Linked DNA regions of Mus musculus: all the other regions are linked to region 3. Evidence: chromatin loops called from intact Hi-C (ENCODE). Cell type or tissue: heart. All regions are shown on one strand.

What was found. Hi-C counts contacts between places; a loop is a spot of excess contacts. Peaks named below come from ENCODE experiments on the same cell type or tissue, not always from the same donor. Only the 100,000 strongest peaks of a DNase experiment are listed, where the experiment ranks them.
Region 1: it touches region 3 in a loop (7-fold over the local background); 5 of 42 quality-filtered maps call a loop at or near these places.
Region 2: it touches region 3 in a loop (3.0-fold over the local background); 4 of 42 quality-filtered maps call a loop at or near these places.

What each region holds. Positions count from the first base shown.
Region 1 is chr14:33,956,343-33,964,342 of GRCm38, forward strand. It overlaps Rbp3 (retinol binding protein 3, interstitial), which reads left to right. Exons shown (of 4, transcript NM_015745.3): 1 at 1-802; 2 at 2,149-2,339; 3 at 4,210-4,352; 4 at 6,056-7,877. The coding sequence ends at 6,378. Among named protein-coding and RNA genes, the nearest start is that of Rbp3, 6.3 kb to the left of the region's middle. In heart, a CTCF peak has its summit at 3,199 (motif pointing right); no DNase peak of the experiment used is centred here; H3K27me3 peaks cover 1,536 bases.
Region 2 is chr14:34,184,248-34,192,247 of GRCm38, forward strand. It overlaps a transcript of Gprin2 not described here. Among named protein-coding and RNA genes, the nearest start is that of Gprin2, 13 kb to the right of the region's middle. In heart, a CTCF peak has its summit at 4,589 (motif pointing right); no DNase peak of the experiment used is centred here; H3K27ac peaks cover 423 bases; H3K27me3 peaks cover 376 bases.
Region 3 is chr14:34,231,928-34,239,927 of GRCm38, forward strand. It overlaps Shld2 (shieldin complex subunit 2), which reads right to left. Exons shown (of 10, transcript NM_001360074.1): 9 at 6,911-7,026; 10 at 5,106-5,659. The coding sequence ends at 5,421. Among named protein-coding and RNA genes, the nearest start is that of Syt15, 16 kb to the left of the region's middle. In heart, a CTCF peak has its summit at 3,300 (motif pointing left); a DNase peak (open chromatin) is centred at 3,254; H3K4me3 peaks cover 655 bases; H3K27ac peaks cover 293 bases.

The DNA.
Region 1 (8,000 bases), 280 kb before region 3:
GGCTGAGCTAGAGACAGTAAAGGCCATTGGGCCTCAGCTAGTACAGCTGGTGTGGCAGAGGCTGGTGGACACAGCTGCGCTGATTGTTGACCTGCGCTACAACCCTGGCAGCTACTCTTCTGCCGTTCCTCTACTCTGCTCCTATTTTTTTGAGGCGGAGCCCCGCCAGCACCTCTACTCTGTTTTTGACAGGGCGACATCTAGGGTCACAGAAATATGGACCCTGCCGCTGGTTGCTGGGCAACGCTATGGATCCCATAAGGACCTATACATCCTCATGAGCCACACTAGTGGCTCTGCAGCCGAGGCCTTTGCTCACACTATGCAGGACCTACAGCGGGCCACCGTTATAGGAGAGCCCACAGCTGGAGGGGCACTCTCCGTGGGCATCTACCAGGTGGGCAACAGCCCCTTATATGCCTCCATGCCTACTCAGATGGCCCTGAGTGCCAGCACCGGTGAGGCCTGGGACTTGGCTGGTGTGGAACCTGACATCACTGTGCCCATGAGTGAGGCCCTTTCCACAGCCCAGGACATAGTGGTCCTGCGTGCTAAGGTGCCCACTGTTCTGCAGACAGCTGGGAAACTAGTGGCTGATAACTATGCATCCCCTGAATTGGGGGCCAAGATGGCTGCCAAGCTAAGCGGTCTGCAGAGCCGCTATGCAAGGGTGACTTCAGAAGGGGCCTTGGCTGAGATGCTGGGGGCAGATCTGCAAATACTCTCTGGGGACCCACACCTGAAGACAGCACACATTCCAGAGGATGCCAAAGACCGAATTCCTGGAATCGTGCCTATGCAGGTAAGGTACAACAGAGACTTAACCTGGTTCAATCCTTCGAGTGACTCATCCAGATGTTGGCAGGTGTGGATATGTGTACCATGCAAGGCTTAGTTCTGGGTTTATGTTTTCACTTATCCTGTCCTTTCTTCACTTTCGCCTCACTGTCTCTCAACTCTCTGTCTCCACTGTCTCTGGGCAGCTCTATAGACGACTCAATAAATCTAATGTGAAAATTGGAGTGGAAGGTCTTACATCTCAGCCAGATAGAAGGCAAGAGTTTCCATGAGTTCCCACTGTCAAAACTGGGGAAGGGAGTCATCAAGTTATCTGAGGCTCTAAAATGAGATTTTCCTTCCCTGAAAATATGAAGCTTACATGACTTGGATCTACTGTGTCCTTAGAAGCAAAGACCAGAGACAGGACACAGGTCCTGGGGTGGCTGAGTGCTAAGGCCCAGCCCAAAGACCTCTGTTTGAAGCCATTTCGAACAATGCACAGCATGATTCTGGTTGAGCTGAGGTCGTGAGTATCTGATCCAAGGCTCAGCTTGATAGGACATTTGGAGCAAGGTGGCTGCAGTCAGAATACTTGAAAGCCAGCACCAGCGTACCAGGGAGCACAGACAGGTACATTAAGCTGTGCGGCTGCTGAGGAGTTGTGGGGAGGAAACGGATCTGGCCAGGGCAAAGTGGACAGGATTCATGGAGGCCCAGTCTACCTTAGCTGCACTAGGGAGAGAAGAAGTAGAGTCCTATTAGGGGAGTTGTACTGGGCTTCCAGGACCCCAATTTGCAACTTTGTCGTGTCTATTTTTTCCAGAATAGCCAGGGCCATGGAGTGAAAGAGTGGGACTGAGTTTGGAATGGATTCCTGGTCTGGCTTTTGTCTGTTCCTGTCTGTGAGGGCCTCAGAAAAGTTAGCCTCTTTGTCTGTGCTTCCAGATTGTTCTGGAAAGAGGAGAATAACAGTGTCTTCTATACAGGGTAGCTGTCCATGTGATGGGCTCCAAAGTGCTTATCCCAGGGCCAGTCCCCTCCCTATCCCAGCAGAAGAGAAGATGGGTCCAGGGACACTGAGCAGTGTCTGGAGGTGTTGGAAGCATCAGAAAGGCACCTTACCTGGGCTTTTCATCTCCAGACACCAAATGAGGGGTTGGCAGACCTGAGCATTTGCTGCAAGGATGTCTCTAATCAGCTGACTTAGACACAACACATGGTTCCCACCCCAGCCCTATCACCCACATGCTACCCTCCCAGACACCACTCACTCCTTCCCATTTCCTTAGTAGCCTATGGTACCGCCCGCTCCTGGGCACGGCCATCTGCTGCTGTCCTGATATTGAGCCAGGCTTCCCACTCTTGCAGATTCCCTCCCCAGAAGTCTTTGAAGACCTGATCAAGTTTTCCTTCCACACAAATGTCCTTGAGGACAACATTGGCTACTTGAGATTCGACATGTTCGGGGACTGCGAGCTGCTTACCCAGGTCTCCGAGCTGCTGGTAGAACACATCTGGAAGAAGATTGTACACACTGATGCCCTGATCATCGACATGAGGTCAGTGGGCTGGACAGTGATCCCAGGTTGAGGCACGGCACTGGCTGAGGACAGTCAGAGCTAGAGACCAAAACAGAAGGAAAGATTCCCAGGGAACAACCAAGGAACTGAAAGGAACCAGACGACCTACCTGCCAGGGATCTGGCCAGCTAGCCCAGAGGTTCAAATCTTATCGGCCAGTGGGACCTCAGCACTGATAGCTTTTTAAGCTCCCCTGGTGATCCCAATGTGTGTTTGAGGTGAAGAGTTATCCCACATCAGTTGCCTGACAAAACAAATCAAATGGGGGTGGGGGGCAGGGACAGAAAAGATAAGCCCGCTGATCCTTGGCCCCAGGCCAGCCCTATGTCAGTAGCTCCAAGAGAGATTGGACAGGCTATAATCCTGGTGGTCAGCCCTCCAGTGTGGTCGTACTTCTGCAAAATCACCCTCCCAGGACAGCCATTCTCTGGGCATCACAAAGCCAGGGCCCCAGGGATAATCTAGAAATGAAGAGATGCTATCAAAATGAGAAAGCTTTGCATAACAAAATGGTTATTGGATATCTCTGCCCATTTACCTCCCTCTGCTTAAAACAAACAAATAAACACTGTATTTGTGGTGAGTCTCCATCATAGACCCCCTTCACCACCTCTGCTCCCCCACGCAGAACAGTCCTCAGGCAGTGGTCAGACTCAGGCCTCCCTCCGATCCCAGGTCTATCGATGGGTGTGTCCCAAACACATCCACGAGTATGAGAAAGGTCAGGGTGTATCTCTCCATTGGGAACCTTTTCCACATCTCTGCTGCAAGAGAAAGGCTCTCGCAGCATTTAAGCACCCAGGCCGGCTGTAATTGCAGCTCTTGCACGACTCTTAACAGTCACTAGGTGGCGCCAAATCATGGTGAGGCGGGTATCCCTCTCTGGGAGATTATTTCCCATGGCCAGGTTTTATAGTTGCCCAAAACCTTAGGTGATCATTTTGTTCCTTAGACACCTTAACAAACACCAGAGACACCACCGACCCACACATCCTTTTGACTGAATGTATCATTCACATTTTTTAAAGGGAAGCTCCAACTAGAGGCACATTTGGCTTAGATTCCTCTGTCCCTGGGGTTGGGGGTCAGATGCTGAGGTCATGGACATCAATGGGCTGTAAGAATCTCTTGATACTTGCCAGCACTAGATGGAGAGGCAAGGGCAATACAAACTTGCGTGTAGGCTTCTCCCTCCCCGTGTACCTCTACCATCTTGAGTTTGCTATCACACCAAGCATCACTGGTAACTTGTGTTACTGCACTTGATGGGGGTCTGTATTCTATGCATAGGTAGAATGAGCACAGAGAAGCAGTCCATGGTTGCTACGTGGGAAAGCAATACCAATAAATTCCCAGTTACAGGATTCATTGGAGCCTTTAATACATTAGTATATAAGATCAGGACCCAGGTTTGGTTATTTTATTTTCTCCTCTTTTCATTTTTTAATTCTTTCTTTTGATGCTGTGGTTGTTGCTGTTTTGAGACAGAGTCTCACTATGTAGTCCGCAGATGATTTGGAGCACACTATGTAGACCATGCTGGCCTTGAACTCTCAGAAACCCATCATCCTCTGCCTCTCGAGTGCTGAGATTAAAGGAGCCACCATACCCAGCCAGTATTTTCTGGAAGCATTAGACCACTGACACATTTAGTCTCAGGAGACTAGGACTCTACGGGATCCTCTGGATCATGTCTCCTGTGGAGTGTCGAGGGGTGCGCAGCACTGAGGTACCCTGAAATTAGAACCCTTCTTCACAGGACAAAGAGCCAAGTTCAGGGAAGGGGGCTCACTGAGTGCCTCCCTGTGAGCTCAGACGCCCTCCGAGTCATTGGCTCTGCTTCCCTTAGGTTCAACCTTGGCGGCCCCACCTCCTCCATCTCAGCCTTGTGCTCTTACTTCTTTGACGAGGCACCTCCCATTCTGCTGGACAAGATCTACAACCGGCCCAATGACTCGGTCAGCGAACTTTGGACCCACACTCAGCTCACAGGTACCTGAAGCCTTCTTCTCCCTATTCTCTTTCCAAAAAAAAAAAACCTTTTGAGTAAATCAGAGAAAAACAGCTTGAGTGTATATAAAAATAACAATGACAGAATAAGGTCCCTGTTCTGGTCCACTGGACACAGTCCTGGAACAACCTTCAGTATCTGAAAGGACATGTCTAGAGAAGAAAAGTGGCGGTCAGATGGCTTGACAGTCTTGTCTGAGGTCACTCGGCCAATAAGGGAAAGATCCAAGGTTTAAAGGTGGCTTTGCCTAATAGCTGCATGCCCCCTCCCATCTTAACAGCTGCATGCCCCCTCCCATCTTAACAGCTGCATTGCCCCCTCCCATCTTAACAGCTGCATGCCCCCTCCCATCTTAACAGCTGCATGCCCCCTCCCATCTTAACAGCTGCATGCCCCCTCCCATCTTAACAGCTGCATGCCCCCTCCCATCTTAACAGCTGCATGCCCCCTCCCATCTTAACAGCTGCATGCCCCCTCCCATCTTAATAGCTGCATGCCCCCTCCCATCTTAACAGTATAGCTAGCAGCCTACCCAACAAATAGAGATCTGGGATGCCCCCCTCACCTTGCTAATCAAATAGGTGCTCTTAGAGCTCATCTTGTTTGAACTCTTGGCTCCAGGTCATCACAATTGCCTGAAGAAATGTCCAGATGCTAACAGGCCCTCCTGTACTTGCCTGGGCTGGAGCACACCCAAAGCAGCAGAGGCAACCTCAGCCCCATAGACTCCTGACTCTCGGGGCCTTATTTCTTGGTGAATCGCCTCCCTCCCTCTGCCCAGCACAGAGAACCAAGGACTCTGGTGGACCTTGTGTTCCCACGCAAGGGAGGCCATCGGAGAGGCCAGCAGGGTTCCTCTGACCAGAGAGGCAACTGGCCACTTTCATTTATACATTTACTCATTATATAAGCATTTCACTACCGTGGCTTCCAGGATTTATTCAATAGCATGGAAGATTGTAAAAGGAAAAAAAAATCAGATGAATTCCAAATTTAAACAGCTATTTAAAACCAGGTTACAATAGTCTCAGATTTAGAGATTCTATAACTTTGATTGGCCTCCAATATGGGATCTACCAGTGCCTTTGGACACTAAGACCTTAAATGTGAGTGGTTCTTACTGAGTTACATTATCACTGTAAACTCCACACCAGATCCAGAAAGCCTACTGTGGAAATGAAAGGCAGGAAGGGGAGGGTGGGAGGGGAAAGCAGGGAGATGGGCCTCTTGCTTTAGTGTAATAATCTCATTGTAGTAAATGTTTCTTTGACATATTATTTAATCAAAGCATGATTAAAGTTAATTTCATCTGTTTTCTTTTATACTTATTAATGTAGCTACTCAAAAATTTAAAATGACAATGAAGTCATAAAGTAATAAATGTCCTTCTGGGAGCCTAAAGCAAAGACTCTCAGGTCAGAGTGGGAGGTTCCTTTGTTCAGGACATGGTTGCATGCCCTGTCCTCAGGAAAAGCCAAGCCTTCCTCCATATGACCACACACAGCACATGGCGGTGTTCGGGCATATGAACGGCTATCCCTGTTTCACGGAGGCAGACCGAAGCTGGTGCCCCACGTATTGACACAGATGCGGAAGACTAAACCTGGGGCCCTCCTCGTGGCATCCATCACTGTAGGTGGCGGGGGCTGATTTGACCCCGTGCTGAATGGCCTCTGTCCTCCAGGTGAACGATATGGCTCCAAGAAGAGCGTAGCCATCCTGACCAGTGGTGTGACAGCCGGTGCCGCCGAGGAATTTACTTACATCATGAAGAGGCTGGGCCGGGCCCTGGTCATCGGTGAAGTGACAAGTGGAGGTTGCCAACCACCGCAGACCTACCACGTGGATGACACCCATCTCTACATCACCATCCCTACAGCTCGCTCTGTGGGCGCTGAAGACGGAAGTTCCTGGGAAGGGGTGGGCGTGACACCTAATGTAGTTGTCTCTTCAGAATTGGCCCTTACCAGAGCCAAGGAGATACTCCAGCAGGCCCTGAGGGGGTAAGGCAGAGTCTAAAGACTCTGAGGATCCCCACGGCCAGAGCTGTGGTGGCAGGCTCTCTGGGCCACTACTGGGGCTCCAGCACGAGATCCTAAGACCCCAGGCAGCCCCCAGGGGGAGGGGTTGCTGAGCTCAGACATCCTCCAGGGTTCATCTGCTGGTCCCCACTACTCCAAAAAGTCTCTCTCCAAAAAGTGGGAGCTCAGCCATCTCAAAGGCATCCCCCCATAGTGGTTATTCTGGGGAGACTGAAGTCCATCTCGCTTCTACTCACACCTCCTAGCTGCCTGTCTCCTGTCCCCATACTGTCTCCAAGAGCAATTCTGTCAGGAGAGGGAATTGAACCACGGATGTAAAGTAAGGCACACGTGACAGTTTGCTTTTTCTAGTAGTCACCTTTTCAGAAAGCAAAAGAAAGACGTGCTTAGTGCTTGTAGCACTTTCCAGTGTCACAGCCCCTCTTTAACTCGGGACAGCCGTTATCTGTAAGTTCACCCTTAGTGGACAGCATTACTAGGTCAAAATGCATGAAATACCTGAACAAGCCTATGCTAGAGTAAAAATCTCCCTAATGAACCTCCCATCAGAGTCCCTCTGTTTAATGTATCTGACTTTCTATATCCACAGTCCTCTTGTGAATATTCCAGGATGACAATGGTGGCCCGTAGCCTGCCTCTGTGTGGTCTTCCAAATTCAGTGTGTAGTCTGGGGTTACTGAACATCTGTGTGTTTCTGGTACTCAGTGGGGACCTTCAGCTCATGGCTTCTGAGGTTAGGAGCCCTTCCGTATGTATCCCATCCTCCCCCACAGCCCTGTTGTCATTGCTTCCCTTGCCAAGCCTTGTCATGTGCTACACAGCTCGAATGTGTAGACACCACATGTGAATGGCAGAGTAATAGGACACAGGTCTACATTGCCCTCCACCTGCAGTCCTCAGACACCTTACCTGGGGGAAAGATCTCTAGGGTCCAGTGAGGACAGTGGGAACAGGACCCCTGGCTGGTGCCCTAGAATTCATACAACTTGTTCCCACTACCTTATAAACTAATTTAAAGATGCTATGTTTTTTAAAGGAGGACCATGCACCTGTATTGTCTAGCCTTGACATCTGGAAAGGCTAAGCTGTTGCTGCTCAGGGCCTAATAAAGTGGCAAAGCTCTCCAAAGATAACACAGCCCCACATCAAAGACTCTCACGAATACCCACCAAGACTCCAGGGAGTCCATGGGGCACCCTTCAACTGACCCTATATAGACTCTATGCAGACCAGGGCCTGTCTTGCTATATTCAAGTAAGCACACAGGTTGGGGATTTGGTGGTAACCTGAATAATATGGTTCTTATTTCTCTTTATAAGATAAATGTGTGACTGCTCTACAGGGCTTAAGCACTTAAATTCCAGGAATCCCTGCCCTTCCCACCTCCCACTTCCCCCTCCTCTCCTCCTTCTTTCTTGTGTGTGTGTATGATGTAACATAAATTAAATCCTTACTAATAGACTTTTAAGTGGCATTTCTTTTTTAATACTTTGCTCTTTTTCTAGGTCCTCACAATAAGCATATCACACTATTTTCAGATGTAGCAGTTACTATCCTAAAGAACTAAACTGCGTGTGTAATCATACC
Region 2 (8,000 bases), 48 kb before region 3:
ACAGGACTGTGGCTGTAGAAAAGCAGGAAAGGACACTCAGCTAGGACATTATGCCTATGCCTAGGTGCTACCCTGTGCTCAAGACTGCAAAGTTCCCACCAGCACTAAGGCCACCCGATCTCCAACATCCCAGACTTCAGCATCATAAATCGAATAACCCTTGCTCTTTATAAATTACTTGACCTGCAGTATTTAGGAAATACACTAACAGGCCACTTCCTGTTACTATGAGGATTAAAGAGAATAAGAATAAAGATGAGAGAAGCCAGGTACGGTGGCTCACGCCTGTAACACTAGTACTTGGGAGACTGAAGCATAAGTTCTAGACCAGCCTAGACTTCAGATTAAAGCCCTATCTGTATATAAATAAACAAATAAAGTAACAAGCAAACAAACAGTAGTTGGCAGATCACAAACACTGAATCCATGACACTGCTGATCCTGAGCGACCCAGGAGAAAAACTGCCAGCCAGCTCTGGTACACCCACAGGTTTGTTCATCGGCCCCCTCCCTTGGGAGCTGCAGAGTATTTGCAAAGTCCAGGAAAAGGCTGGATACTCTAGGAAAGCTGTTGTTAGCCAGGCTCTGGGGAGGATGTGTACATAAAATGCATTTCTTACATAGGACAGGTTTGGCTGTAGATAGGTTGATCAGGGCACAGCCCACCACAAGTTGAGTAGCACTGTGTCCTCAAAGCTGGTGAGACAGAAAGGTGAACAACTGAGACCTGACTAGTGTTCTCGTCGCTAAGCTCAGGGCCAGCTCTCAAAGTCTTGCTCTCCATTCTAATGCTGGGGAACTTAAGGTCATACACACACTGAGCCAGGCCTGGGCCTCATAGCTTTAGTTTTAACACTCAGAAGTCAGGAAGATCTTAAGGATGAAATCTTATGAGCTACACAGTGAAACCTTATCTCAAAATACTAAGCGCGCCCGCACACACACACACACACACACACACACACACCTGTTCTTCAATCAGAAACCAAGCAGAAAGACTCGCCGTGAATTCAAATCCTCCATACTTAGTCCAAACTTTCCAGAACAAGGGACCCAGGCTTCTGGGAGGGAGACTTGTTGAAGCTGTCTGTCTGTATGTCTATCTGTATGTCTGTCTTGGTGCCTTGCACCTTCTCCTTCCTACCTGTAAATTCTAAATTCCCCCTCATTTAAGAGTAAAGGCCAAACCTAAGAAATCAAGGAAAAGATCTGAACCAGACCCAACTCCCTGTTACCCTTAGGCAGTTTGCTTGCCCTGCCTTGGCCAGTCCCCTCCCTTACTGAAAACTACATTGGCTTGGTTGGTGTGACTGCCCTCAGAAGGAAGCCCTAGATGGGAGAAGTAGGGCTGTGTGAGCTTTGACGTGCTGCGTCCCAGAGAAAGATGTCATTCTGGTTCAGAGCCAGAGATAAATCAAGCACTTAAATAAACAACACAAATGAGGTATATATGAAATTTATTAAAATACAAAGAGCTCTAATCAGTTAATATGCAAAAGAAGAATCCAGAGAAAACGGGAAATTATTATGAACCACCCAATCATACGCTAAGAAGCCCAAATTGTCATAAACATATTACACAATAATATTCATTAACTCACCACTTACTTAAAGACAGGATATGTTAGCATTTTACATGATGCATACCTTTGAGTCCTCAAGTCCAGTTAACAAGGCAAGAATCATGGCTATCTTCACATTATAGGTGGAGGGACCAAAGCCCAGAGACAGTCAGTCACGTACCCAATACTGCACAGCTTGAGAGTCACCAGAGAAAAGACCTCGCCCAGACAGCCAGAGCACCACCTCACTCTCTCACAGTAGAAGCCTTCAGGAGTCATCCTTTTTTTTTTTTTCACTTGTCAAATTGCCAAAATATTAAAGCTTAGTAGCACGCAGTCGATGCAGGTGTGGAAATGAACATTTTCAAGCATTGCAGATAAAAATCTTTTTGAAACGTTACTCTACAGACAGTCTCACACATACCCATAAAATTCTGTACACACTGAGACTCACTTGTTAATGCTCCCAGCTGTATAATAACCAGGAATAAAAAGATGAGTAAACCTCTCGTACTCTGCTAGCGAGAATACAAATCTGGGCAGCTGCTGTGAGAGAGAGGTTTGAGTTTGGCATTTCCTCCAACCAAGCTGGACTTTTATTGCATCTCTTTGATGATGTCTGTAGACGTTTGATTTCTACAGTTCAAACACACAGCAAACAAGACGGCCTTCGGCAGGACTGATACTCTCTGGCACATCCATATAATGGGATACAGCTTTTAGGGAGTACAGAGTTTATGATAAAGGTTATAGATGACATGGACAGACAGACAGACAGAGAGGCAACAGCCATGGTGGAGGCTCCAAGAGGAGCTCAGTCCCAACACAAGGGACAGGCAGCATGGCCCGGACTCTGAAACAAGGAATCAGAGCCCACATGGCAAAAGAGAGTTTGCTTCTGAGGACAGGAAGGTGTCACAGCACAAGCCACAGCCGACTCGATGCACAGCACAAGCTGTGGGCCACGGTGAGGAGCAGGAAGTGTGGCCATCCGGTACCCCTGTGTGTGAGCTCAGTTCCCAGGTGAGAGAGCCTGACACTAGGAAGTCCTTTACTCACAGGTAACATCTCAGTAGGGAGACAATCAATACTTGTGAGAGGGAGGAGCTGTCACAAGGTGGTCTCCAAGCTGCTGAGCCCAGGGGAAGCTCAACTCCACCTCACTAGGTGAGAGAAGCCAGTCTGAAAAGGATCAATATCACATGAGCCCCAAGAGATGACCCTCTGAAAAGGTCAAAACCACAGATGTCATAAAGAGTCCACTAGTTTGGCCAGGCCAGAAGACACGAGATCAACATTATATTCTATTATCTCCTCCTTTTAAGAGTTAACACAACTGGACCTGTCAATCACCTGGCCAGGGCCCACCCCCACCCTGCTAACTTCCCTTTCCAGCTTTGGTTTACCTGAAGACATGCTACGGGGAGGGGAAGACTAAAGTCATCCTTTTAATGAGATGATGTACTTGTCTCTCCCAGAAGCCCCTCCCTCAGTGCAGATGCCTGCCGAATGTTTATTACACGGCAACTGTAGAACCTGCTTACATTTCTGAGTTAATCATAAGAACATAACTTGTTCTTTTTCTCCTATTTCTTTTGCTTTCAGATGCTAGACAAGGCCTAGGTGTGAGTTCCCAGACACTCTGGGCTTTCTCCCTCTTTCTCCGAAGCTGTTCCTCCTGCATCCACTGTTACTCTGCCAGGTGACTGCTTACTGACCCTCAACATGCTGGCCTAAGTCAACCACTGTGAGCATCTCTCCTCCTCTTCTCCATCTCCCTCCACCTGGCAACCTCTCAAGACTTATAGTTTGCCTGCCATTTTCCCCTTCTCGAAAAGCCTAGTAAAACTGGCTTTGTACCATTTTTTTTTTAATTATTTTATGAACCAGCCTAAGAACCCAATTTTCAGTCGTTCAGATGCATATGTGAAGATCTTCCTGTGGCAGCTCTGGATACACTCATGATGCCTCGAAGTGCAGCAGCTATCATGTGACCATGAGGTCAGCCCTCACTAAGCCCCTAAAGATGGCAGAGCAGATATCTGGAAAGAACTTGACTCTTTGATCTCCTTGTTGAGCCATAGAATCAACCCTGGAACCAGAGACCTCCTGAATTCTTTAGCGGGAAGGGAACATTCTAACCGTCCAGGTAGCTTTCAGTTCACGATTCAGTTACTCGAAGTCAAGAGATCCTAAGACAGCACCTGAGATGCCGTGTGACCTGGAGTGACAAGGGGAATGCTTGTCTGGACAGTCACCCTGCCCCTCATGTAGGCAGAGAAGCCAGGGTGCCAGCTCACATTCACTTCCCATTCGTTCCCATGCACACCCTCAGCCCCTCCCTCTAAAACCCCTCTGTAAGAAACAGGTTCTCTCCAGTCCCTCTCCAGGCTCCCAGTATGCGCTGATCCCCAGCCAGCCTCGTCCTCCACGTAGAGATGCTGCCTCCCCACAAGGAGCTTCATGCCCACCCGGTCTGTCTCTTCTAGTCACCACCAAAGGGGGCTCACCTTCACGTCTAGCCTACCAGTATTCTCTGGTCTCTTCTGTCAAACATGCCTGGAATGGGGACAGTCCTGACGATCCACACCTTTTCCTCAGGCCTGGGAAGACTTTCTTCCGTAAGATAGGCAAGCACATTTGAGGCGTGAAATGTTGAAGGTTGAGCCAAAGGCCTACATAGCCACATGGGCTAGGTGGGAGGGGCAAGGTTCCCATTCCGACTCTCACACAGTCCATCTGGAGAATGCGTGTTGTCCGATCTCCCCCAGCAGGCCGTGGGCTACTGCACTGGCTCTGCCTTCTCTAGCTTTGTCGTCTCTGGATCCTCTACCCATGCTCCAGATTGGACCGGAGTCCCCCAGGAAGGGAGTAAGTGTTCGAAACGGATGTCGCAGTGAAATGACTGTCTACCCAGATGGGCCTTCCACCAGCCATGGGAGCTTCACTCCCCAGGGTGAATACTTCCCTACTCCCACTAGAGGCTCCACCCACTAAGTGGGTCTAATGCTGTGCCCCACCTTCCCAGTAGAGGGCGTCTGGCCACCCTTCTGGTGGTTTGGAGCAGCTGCAGCTTTGGCTGGAAAGTCAACCTCTACCCTTCACTTGATCTTAGCCAAAAGGCCACCTCTACTCTTAAGTCCTAGTTCCAGAGCAGGAGAGAACTAAGGGGACTCAAGACCCTGGACCTGGTAATCAGGCAGTGGCTAAGAAACAACTGTGCAAGCATGCCAAAAGACTTTGTAATTAAGACAAGCACTGTTTTAATGTAACATCTTAGAACCAGAATTCATGGAAATATGAACAGTAAAACATCTCCAATAAAGCAGGATGTCCTTGCTGACTTGTGCCTGCCTCAGCAATGCTCAGCACTATTCCTAGGCCAGTGACTTGCGACCACATTCCTATTCCTGCCCTGCCCAGAGGAGAGTCCACCTCCCCATGCACTGTGAGTTTAGGAATGGAAACTCACACAAGAGACCTATCCCCTCCTCCAGTATCGCCAACTCTACAGTAAGAAAACCAGAAACTCTCCCAAAGTAACACATCCAGGACGCTTACATACAAAATGTCATCCATGGCCACTGTCCTCCCAGACCCTTGTTTAAAACTGAGCAAAGAAAAGAGGGGACAGGACTGCACAGCCACTGTGGGGGAGGGCTGCCAAGGAGGCAGGACAAGAGGTACGGAGTGAGAAGACACATATGGAAACTTCAAGCCCTACAGAGGCTCCTTGCTTCAGAACTAGGAGGCAGATGTGGGCAGCTGGTATCAAAATCAGAAATCTCCTGACCCAGTCTCTAGTCCTGACTAACTGGATAGGAGCCCAGTTCCGCACAGGAAAGGCACAAAGGTAGGATGGTGTGCTTGTACTCACCCTACAAGGAGGCTCAAACCACACCCAAACCTAATGACAAGCCAAGCAAGATTCTGAACATATGAAAGAAGATAAGATGCATTATAAGCCAGAAAGTGTGCCCCCCAAACCTAGGACTCTGGGATGCCCTTCTTTCTGACCTCAGTCTTTGAGGCCACCCAGCAGGACCACGGACAACTTCTGATTCTTCAGAAATCCAGCAGAGCGACCCCAGTGAGATCTACCTGTCTAAGGATCTGCCCAGAAGCTGTTTTGCAAACTTGGCCTTTTAGTGTGTGTCCAAAGAAAAACAAAATAGGTGGGACAGGGTCTAGGCACTCAAAAATCAAGGACTCGGAGACCCAGACTAAGCCATGGCCTAAGGGAAATACCCCCAGGCCGTGGGAAGAGAAAGCCTCCGGTTTGGAGTGATAGGACCAAGGCCAGACAGGCCCCTGACATAAACTGAAGGAGGCTCCAGGGACAAGGATATTGGGACAGTGGCGAGACAACATATTCTAGGGACAAGAGAAATTGAGACAGAAAACATAAAGATGCTGGAGAAAGAACATCTATGGGAGAGTGTAGAAGGCCAGTTTGCTCTTGGGTGCACAGACATGATGGGGGAAAAAAAGGCACTGTAGGTCTTTTTCCAGAAAGATGCTGTGAAGTGAAAAGTCCCCAGCCAGGACAGACTGGGCAAGTCTGTGGGCACCTTAAAACTGAACACTCCCCACAGCCCAAACTTCAGTTCCTCAATTCATCTCCCTTCTTAATAAAGGGAGCCCAGGAAAGATGGGCTGCAGGATATGTTTGAAGAGCTCATGTTACAGGGCCCAGACCTCCCTCCTTGCTGCACTGACTCTGGCTATCTGCAAAGGAGAGGGTGGCCCATGACTCAGCACGAATTCTGCAGAGTCACCGCTCAAGGACAGAAAAGGTGACACGACATGTACCCAGCTCTTGCAGTAAGAGTCTGACGCCCATCGGCCTCGGTTTTTAGCATCTTCACCTTTCCCTGGCGCTCTTAGCTCTTTGTGTGTGACCACAGCACCCACACCAACCCCATGCTCCCCCAAGCCTACAGGTCAGCAGGGTCCCCAGGGCTTTCTAGGAATTCCCTCCAAAACAAGTGGGTAAAGTGTAGGATGTTTCTGAGGAGGTCCTTTCTAAAGGACAGACATTAAAGAGGTTCCTTTCTGACCCTCAAGATCACCTTCCAGGAAACTAGCAGGTTAGGGACTGTGCTAGAACAGCAGCCTTAGGGGATCGAGGCTAAGCAGGTGCTATGCCCAGGCCAAAGGTAGAGCTGGTCTCTGTTCCCCCTAGGATGAGAAGACAGAATAAGCAAATCTTTTTGTTTTTAATTCACTTTACATCCCACTCACAGTCCCCTCTCTCCTATCAGTCCCACCCTTACAAATCCCTCTCCCATTGCCCCCTCCCCTTCTCCGCAGAGAGGGGGATGCCCCCTTGGGTACCGCTTAGCTTACTGATCTCAAGCATCTAGAACAGTGTGTCAATCAGAAGCAGCTAAGATGGGGAAGGGACACTGGGCAGTGGAGTGAATCCTGTTAGACCATACCAGCCTCCATCTATTCTGAAGAAGAGGGTCCTGGGACTTGGTTTAGGTGATGCTGATTTTAACAAATTTGCCACAAATGACTCCCCCCAGTGATGTGGTGTGCACTGTGGGGGAGGAGCTGGGGGCTCATGATGACACTAGAATAATCCAGAGTCCCACTTCAGATTCCACAGGGGCCCTGCCCTGCCTGACAAGTTGGATGAGAACTCATGAAGGACTAGCCATAGCTTCAGATGACAAAACTGGGCCAGGCCAAATGACAAACGAGAAGGAGTTCAGCATGGACAGAGGCCAAGCTTCACCTTTAATCAAGATCACTAGTGTGGCAGAATTGCTTCTAAACAGTATCCAGAGGAAAAGGCCTGGGCAGTGTGTGGACCACAGGCCATATGGACTAGGTGATGGGCAGATGCAGGCACAAATGCATCTGCCTGTGGGTACACAGCACTCCCTTTGGGACAGATCCTAGGGCTCACTACAGAAGCCTACCCCCAAGGACCTGGAGCTTCCAAGCCTGCACACTCAAGAGCATGAGAGCCTGGGGCCTGCTGTCCACCCCGGGAAAGCCCGAACTCTGCTGTAGAGCCTCGACTGGCCCCAAGTCACATCCTTGATTGGTTTCTGTCCTTCCCTACCTCATTCTCCTCACCTCAGAGGACTGGTAGGGAGGGGATCTCCTCCTCTGCTTGGCTCTAGGAGCAATGGTTTCAGAGGTTCCCAGCCAGAAGGCACGTGTCCTATTCAGGGCACAAAACTGGGCCTGGATGAGGCTCTGAAGAAGGAACTTTAAGGGAATGCCATGTGGACTGTGGTGGCAGCCACATCCCCCACCCCCACCCCCTGGCCATGAAACACTGGGCAACACGGCCAGCACTAAGTTTTACGTGGGTTATGAAACTTCATTCTCACAAGCCAAAGCTAAAATATGGCTTCAATCCCATTTCAGAGCTGAAGAAGTTGCAGGTCTTCAGGGCTGGTGTCTAGCCCAAGACTTTAT
Region 3 (8,000 bases):
GTGAAGCCCAATACTCCAAACTGCTGTTCCTGACAGCTTGCAAAAAAAATAACAATCGGGTTATACTGGGGCAGTATTAAACTTAATTATCAACTGATGTAATTAACTTTCATAAAGGAGTTTAGAGGGCAGAATTCTTTAAGGGTGAGCAACTACTGGTCATCATAAGAATATAACATCAGTATTCTGCTTTCCCCAAAGTCAAGAAAACAAAGAAAAAAATTCTAATCTACAAGACAGCAGGAAAGGGAGTGTCCCATGACTATGGCACGCGTGGAAATACCGTATGAGGAAGCATGAATGGATATGGTCATTATTTAAACTAAGCATGGCAAGCCAATGGTCAGGTTTTGAAGAGTCCTGAATGTCCTTCTTCAGAGAATCCAACCAAGAGCTCTTCCTCTGTGGGTCCTGACTCCAATTTCTAAAAGAATTAAGACATTTTCCTCAAACTGCTTTCATAGTTAGCAATGAAAGTTCGACAATTCAACAAATGTTTCCAGGGGGGAAGGCCCCTGGGGCTGTCTTTGCCCGGCTGCCTTGGTAGCGTTAGTCTCCAGCTTCTCAGTTCCCAAGCTGCAGAGACGCTGCAGCTGCAGCTGCAGCTGCAGCCTTTGCTGCCCTGAACCGAGACTCTGCCCACCTGCTTAGCCTCTCGGTCAAACCCAGAAAGTTCCCGGAGAGCAAAGTGGTTCTCAGAAACTCTTTCATCCCTGTGCTTTGCTTCTGACTCAGGGGCTCTTTTTAAAAAGGTCTGTGCTTCATCCAGCTTTCCCCCTTGTTGTTAATGTGAACATCTATCTGCCTCTAGCGGAAAAAGAAGTCCTTTCCCAGAAAAAGAAGGCCCAGCTTGGTGGAGGGTGGGGAGGTGGCAGAATGGCAGCAACTTGGTAGGTAGAGCCAGGAGAACCAGGATTCAAGGACAGCCAGTCAAAGACAGTGGGTGAGCTGCTGTCTTCACTTGACTCTGTGCATAGCAAATGACCACGGGTTCTCAGTGGATGCAGCATCAACATTTTTATCCTCTGCATCTGTGGGTTGGCCGAGCAGGAGTTACCCCAGGTGAGGTAACTTGTTCTCACGCCGTGGGTCTGGATGGGCTGGGGGATCCTTACCAGAGCAGTGCCATGACTGTTCACACTGACCACCAGCTACCCAGGGACAGCGCCTGTCGAGATGGAGGCAGAAGCATAGGAGAGCATGTTTTTTGTCTTCTGCTTGTATGGTGCCCCTAGATATCCCTGGGCCAAAGCAAGCCATATGGCCAAGCTGAAAATCCAGGGTCAGAGAAGTAGACGTGCCTTTTTGGCAAAGCTACACAACAGTGGGCACAGCTCCAGGGAGGGGTGAAGAATTTGAGGGGCGATGTGAGGCAGCCCCAGGGGCCTGTGCTCTCCTGAAGGAGCATCTCTGGGGGAGAGCACTTCCTGAAGCTGCCTACTGGCCTTGGTGTCATGGCTGCCAATTTGGCATCCCATAATGATGTGTTGTAATTTGTGCAGTCATTTGTCAATTATGCTTTTCTTACTTTTCTGTGTGGAATGTCTGCCCAAATTACTTCAAGAGCCATGAGCAGCCTGTGCTCATCACTGTCAGAGGATAATTAGCAGAGGAAGGGAGATTATTTTTCACTTTCTTGCTACTTTCTGGTCTCCCTTGAGCACTTCACAATTGGAATTTACCCAGAATTCTGTTCATAAGAGTTGGAAAAACTGGGTTGGCAAAATGGCTCAGCGGGTAAGAGCCCTGACTGCTCTTCCGAACGTCCTGAGTTCAATTCCTGGCAACTATATGGTGGCTCACAACCACCCATAATGAGATCTGACACCCTCTTCTGGTGTGTCTGAAGACAGCTACAGTGTACTTAATTATAATAATAAATTAATTTTAAAAAGAGTTGGAGGAATAAATTTTCAAAACTGACTTCCTTTTCCAGACAAAGGCAATCCCCTGCTGTAAGGGATTTGAATGGTGTTGCTGCAACAAACACTGTAGCAAACCAAGGTCGGTCATGGAGTGGTGGGGAGACCTCACTAAAGGGAGGTCCTGGAAGTTCTGCAGCTCGAGGTTCCTGCCCCTCAGGAGATCTTCCTCCTTGCCACATTCAGGCTCCGGCTGGGGTGACCAAGCACCTGAGAAAGGGGTGTGGTGGGGGGAGGTGGGGGAGGGGAAGGATGGACAGAAGCACAAGACGGAGCAATAGGACCCAGGCAGTGAGTTAGCTATAGCTGAATGCTGGAAGTGTGGACAGTCTACCTGTGGAACCAGACACTACTAGAGGAATTCTACTTAATTTACTTACTGCTCATGGTGATCAAAGCAGTCACAATACTGAGAAAAGAGGAAAGGGAAGGGGAGAGGAGAGGAGGGGAGGGGAGGGAAGGGGAGGGGAGGGAAGGGGAGGGGAGGGAAGGGGAGGGGAGGGAAGGGGAGGGGAGGGGAGGGGAGGGAAAGAAGTCATGGCACTTGTTCTAAGTTTTTAATCCAAGGAGCAGGGAGAAGCTAGCAACCTGATAAGAGAGTCTGAAGAGTTAATTAGAAAAATATAATGAAATAATTCACTGATTAGATTCCATAAGCTCAGCTCCTTCAACATAATTGACAAATCTCTTAATTGAGTTTAGCATGCAATTTTAAAACCAGACTGTAATACTTGACCATTATACTCCACTAATACTTTCTATGGAAGGAATGGTTTGCCTGAATCACTGTTTGCTTTAAGGAATTGTGCTTCACTGCGGAAAGGAGGAAGGAACAATCTCTTGGGAATTGAATAAGGTTTTGTACATCAGCGGGATAAGGCAGCACCCGAGCCCAGGAGAGATCCCTCCCATTAGCAGAGCAGGAAGGAGGACACGCTGCCTCCCAGTCCCCCGCAGCAAGAGAGCAGCTCTGGAGCTGGAATCAGACTCCAGGGGTCCGAGATGCTGTCGGTATTCCCTCTCATCAGAGCGCAGAACTGTGGTACTTTGCAGTCAGGGTGCGTGGAAAATAAAATCTTCCCTTCTTCCTCCTTAAACTTCTCCATCCCTCCCATGTTTCTGTGTAAATTAACCATTTGTCAGTAATGAGGAGGAGTGAAATCAGGCAAATAACCACCTTGGCTCTCTCGGTTTGAGCTTGCATTAGTTTGCTGACTGACAATCTTTCAGGCAGGAGTGAGCGAGCAAAGGTGGTCTGCCAAGGGACCCAGCCTAGCGCACTGTGTCCAGGGCAGGAGGGAGTAGACACGTGACTCAGAGGTGTGGCTTCCAGCTCAACCTAGGATAGCAGCCCGGCCTTCTGTGGTATGTCTCCACTGCCCTCTAGTGTTTAGCATCATGGTGGCCACGCTATGGCCACTCACTAGAATGGCTGTTACCTCAGAGCAAGTGGGGAAGGTTAGATCTAGAGCCAGCAGGCCACAAAAGCCAATATCCGGGGTGGCCCTTCCCAAGCACCACCTCTTCCTCTCTGATTGCTACACCTGATCAAGCACTATATAATCTATAGGCGCATACCATCTAAATATCTGTGATGTACAATGTACAGCATTACACATTAGCTAAGGAATGAGAAAAGGTGTATGCTAGTTTGTTTGCCCTCTTCATACTGTCCTTTGAGCATGACTCTTCTTGTGTGTCAGGGCTACACACCCTCCTGTGAATGGCATGGTGCTGTCTGTTATCCATTTACTGCTTGTGGACTCTGTAGTTTGGAGCTGTTACCTGGTGTGTAAGGATTCCTCTTTCCCTACATTCTCACCAATATTTGCAGTTTGTCTCCTTTGGTTGGGATGGAGGACTTTGAGTATAGTTTTTATTTGCCTGTCCCTGAGGGCTAGAGATGTTGGATATTTTCTTCATAGACTTAGAAACTACTTGGATGTCCTGGAACTCTAGACCAGGCTGGCCTCGAACTCACAGAGATCCTCCTGCCTCTGCCTTCTGAGTACTGAGATTAAAGGCAAGGGCCACCCCCACCCCCAGCTCACTTGTACTCCTTTTGAGAACTGCTTGTCATTTGTTGATTTTGTTTGTTGTTCTCTGTTCTAGATAGTAAAACACAGCTGACGGTTTCTCTCCTGACCTGTATGCTGTCTCTTTTCTCTGTGCTTCGCAGAAGTTTTAAAGTTATCTGCAGTTCCATTTGCCAGTTCTTGATCTTATTTCCTGAGCTACTGGAGTCCTTTCCATGAGGCTCTGCCTTCTACAGCCACACCAGTCCGAAGGTGCCAGGAAGTCCTTGCTTGTGTCTCTATCTTAGAAGTATTTTCCTTGTGTTTTCTGGTAGTAGTGTCAAAGTTTCAGATCTTAGAAGTATTGATCCATTTTGAATGCCTTCTGTAGTGGATGAGAGAATTCTCACGTGGTTTTCCCAGGACCACTTGTTGACACGAATGCCACACACACTGGTGTATGGCCTGGCACTGCTCCATCATACCTGCCAGGGGTGAGTTCTGCACCCTCTATTTCATTCCCTTCATCCACACGTCTGTCTGTTATTGTCATTGTGGCTCTGTGAAAGTGTCTGAAATCAGACGCTGTGCTCTCTGTCCTCAGGGGAGGCTCTGCTCAAGGGTGCTTTTGTTCCACAGGAATTTGAGGATTGTTTTTTCTATTTCTGAGAAGAAACTCACTGGGATTGTGCTAAGAACTACATTGAATATTGTAGCTTGCTTTCAGGGCTACAGCCATTTTCATGATACTAATTCAGTCAATTAACTTAAATATCATGGCAGGAGTCCCAGTACTCTAAATAGAAGCATTTGTGCCCCTCCCTTTGGCTATACTGAGACAATCGGTGCCAAGGAATTGGAATCTCTCCTGAAGTCTCCTGCTAAAGATGAAAAGGTGGTACCCTAGTCTAAGAGGAAGCTTGTCTCCCAGAAGGAAACTCCACACAGTGCTGACAACTTACAGGACAGACCAGGGGCCAAGAGCCCCACAGTAAAGTGTCAGTGGCAGGCAAGGATGGATACGACCACGCCTGAGGCCATAGCAACAGCACTGCATCCCTAGCCCAGTAGACACAGTTATAATGAAGGAAAGCAATTCAGTTTATAGCAGAAAGTCAGTGCTGGGGAGAATACCAACAGAAAAACAAATAATAAAAGCTTCACAGAATTTTCTTTAAAAAATTATGTATTTAGCACAATTATATTATGCTAATAAATTACCTATTTTAAAAACTCTAAGCAAAATCCCTGTCATTTCATTTCAAAAGATAGATCATAGGGTTGGATGGCTCAGCAGTTAAGAGCATTTTCTCAAAATCTACACGGCGGCTCACAACCATCTATTACTCTAGTCTCGGGATCTAACACCCTCTCCTGGCCTCTGTGGGTGCCAGGTACATACATGGTACACAGACATACACAGGCAAAACATTTACATACATATAATAAAAATAAATGCATCTTCAAAAGACAGATTGTTTCATCACTCCTTCCCAGGAATGCCTCCTGTGCCCTCTGCCCTTAGAGAAAGTCCTGGGCTCCACAGCTTACGTGAGTCAGGGCAGAAATCGAGTAGGGAGAAATCCTGTTGCAGTGGGTAGCTGTTCTCATCCAACTCGAAAAGGCTCTGGATCTTCAGCACACAAGGCTCAGCACTGACAGCCAACAAGGAATGGAGCAGGTCTGAGGCGACCATGCCGTAGGTGACCTCTGAGGAAGGCACTGAGGAAGAACAAAGCACACACGACACTCAGGACCCCACTAGCTGCACAGAAACACATTCTGAAGGTTTCCTGTCTCTCTTGGTTCCTCAAGCTTCACAGACTTACATCTTTCAGTTCTTGTTCTACCCCTCTCTTTCCAGCGTCCAATTGTTGAAGGGAGTCTAGGAAGATGGTGTGTTTCCCACTGAGCACGAAAGCAAGCACAAGCGACACCCAGACTGACAGCAGCCCCAGCCATCAGCTCCCAAATACCTGAGGAACTGAGGTCTGCTCCCGCCTGAAGTAAGGCGGCCGTGTCTTGGGAGCAATCAGGAACACGTGTTCTTGCAGGACCTGGATTTAATTTTCTGCACCCACATGGCAGCTCACAGCCATTCCTAACTCCAGTTCTAGGGAATCTAATGCCCTCTTTGAACCTCTTCTGGTGTTTGACTGTTTACACTCAATTCAACACTCAAACACATAAAATAAATATAAAAATAAATTTTAAAAATTGCATGTCCATATTAAAGAGGGCCTCATACTTACTGCTTTACAGTTTTAATCATAGTGGTGCATATATAAACTGAGTATGTCTGAGCTGAGGGTCTTGCAAATGGAATGTTTTGGGATGTTAGATTTAAAAATAAACAAAAAACAAATACCCCAAACATTTGTATATACAAAATAAGGTATCTTAGGGATAAGACTCAAATATAAACATCATTGTTTCCTATTTCTGGATTAGATGCTCAACTTTTAATTAACACAAAAAGCTACCCACTATTATGAAGCTAAGCAAACAAAAGACCGAGATTAGCTTGTCCACGTAAGGAGTCTGGGGCTAACGAGGACACACATGCAGCATGACCATCTGAGAGGTGGGATCCGTCTGCCTTCTTCTGGCCCTGACTGGCCCTGGCATCACAGTTGAAGATCTTAAAAAATCCAGTCATAAATTCATTTCAATGCATGGAGCTACACACTTCTTTGTTTCTTTTTAACTATGATGAGACTAGAATCCTGTATCTTTGCTGACCAATTAGGAATTTAGGCTAAAGAGATCAGGTGCTTACTTTATTCATGTATGAGACAGATGTAGTGAGCTCTCACCTTCTAACTTATGTAAGCTTGTATGTCTCACTCAAACTCAACTTCCCACTTTTATACTGACGGGGAACAGCTTTATGTACAGCACTGTACTCTTGGTGCTCCGACTGCTCCTGCGAATGGTTTCATAGAACACCAATGGATGGTGTTGCTGTTTTACCTATTACTCTGTTGAGGCAATCTGGAGAAATGTTGAGAAGAATCTGCTCCATCATCTTTGACCCAACATGGACACAAGTATTATATCTTCCATCAACTATGGTCATTAAAGCCGGCCTACAAAATAAACAACAAAACTTAGAATCAGACTCATAAGTAGTAAAGACAAAATGTGACTACAGACATCACACCTTCACCCACATAACTCCAGGCTCTCTTACCCTAGACCCCAGTCTCTTTCTGTCCACCTCTGCCTCTGTGTCTGTCTCTCATCTGCTCTTATTCTCTCTCTTGCTCTCTTCCACTCTTTATTTGAACAAATACAAACTGAGTCTCTATTATATGCTAATGCTGTTGTACACTCATGACAAGAAAAATCTGGTTCTTCCATCCATGGAACTTGGGAACCTGATAGGAAAGGGGGTTTTGTCTGTTGGTTTGTTTGCGCGCGTGTGTGTGTGTGTGTGTGTGTGCATGTTTTGTTTTATTTTGTTGTTGCTACTGTTCTAGCTGGTTGGTTGGTTGGTTGGCTAGTTGGCTGGCTGGTTGGGATTTTTTTTTTTGGTTTGGTGCTAGGGATCCAATTCAAGAGCTCATGTGTGTTGGTCAAATGCTGCACCACTGATCTTTACATCTAACTCCAAGATTAGAATATATATATACATATAATCATTGAATTATATAGTTAAAATTCTTTTTTTTTATTTTATTATATGTGAGTACACTGTAGCTGTCTTCAGACACTCCAGAAGAGGGTGTCAGATCTTGTTACGGATGGTTGTGAGCCACCATGTGGTTGCTGGGATTTGAACTCAGAACCTTCGGAAGAGCAGTCGGTGCTCTTAACCACTGAGCCATCTCACCAGCCCTATAGTTAAAATTCTTAAATATTTTATTGTGTGTGTGTATGGAGGACATGTGTGCACATACTATGTGTGAGTTAATATGATGGCACAGGACTTATTGCTCAATAATGTTTTTAAAAGATAGTGTACAATTAACTACAAATTGCAAGGCATGTATCTGAGGCCTGCCTGGGCTACATAGCAAGACCTTGTCCCATCACCCCTAAATATGTTACATAAAATGAA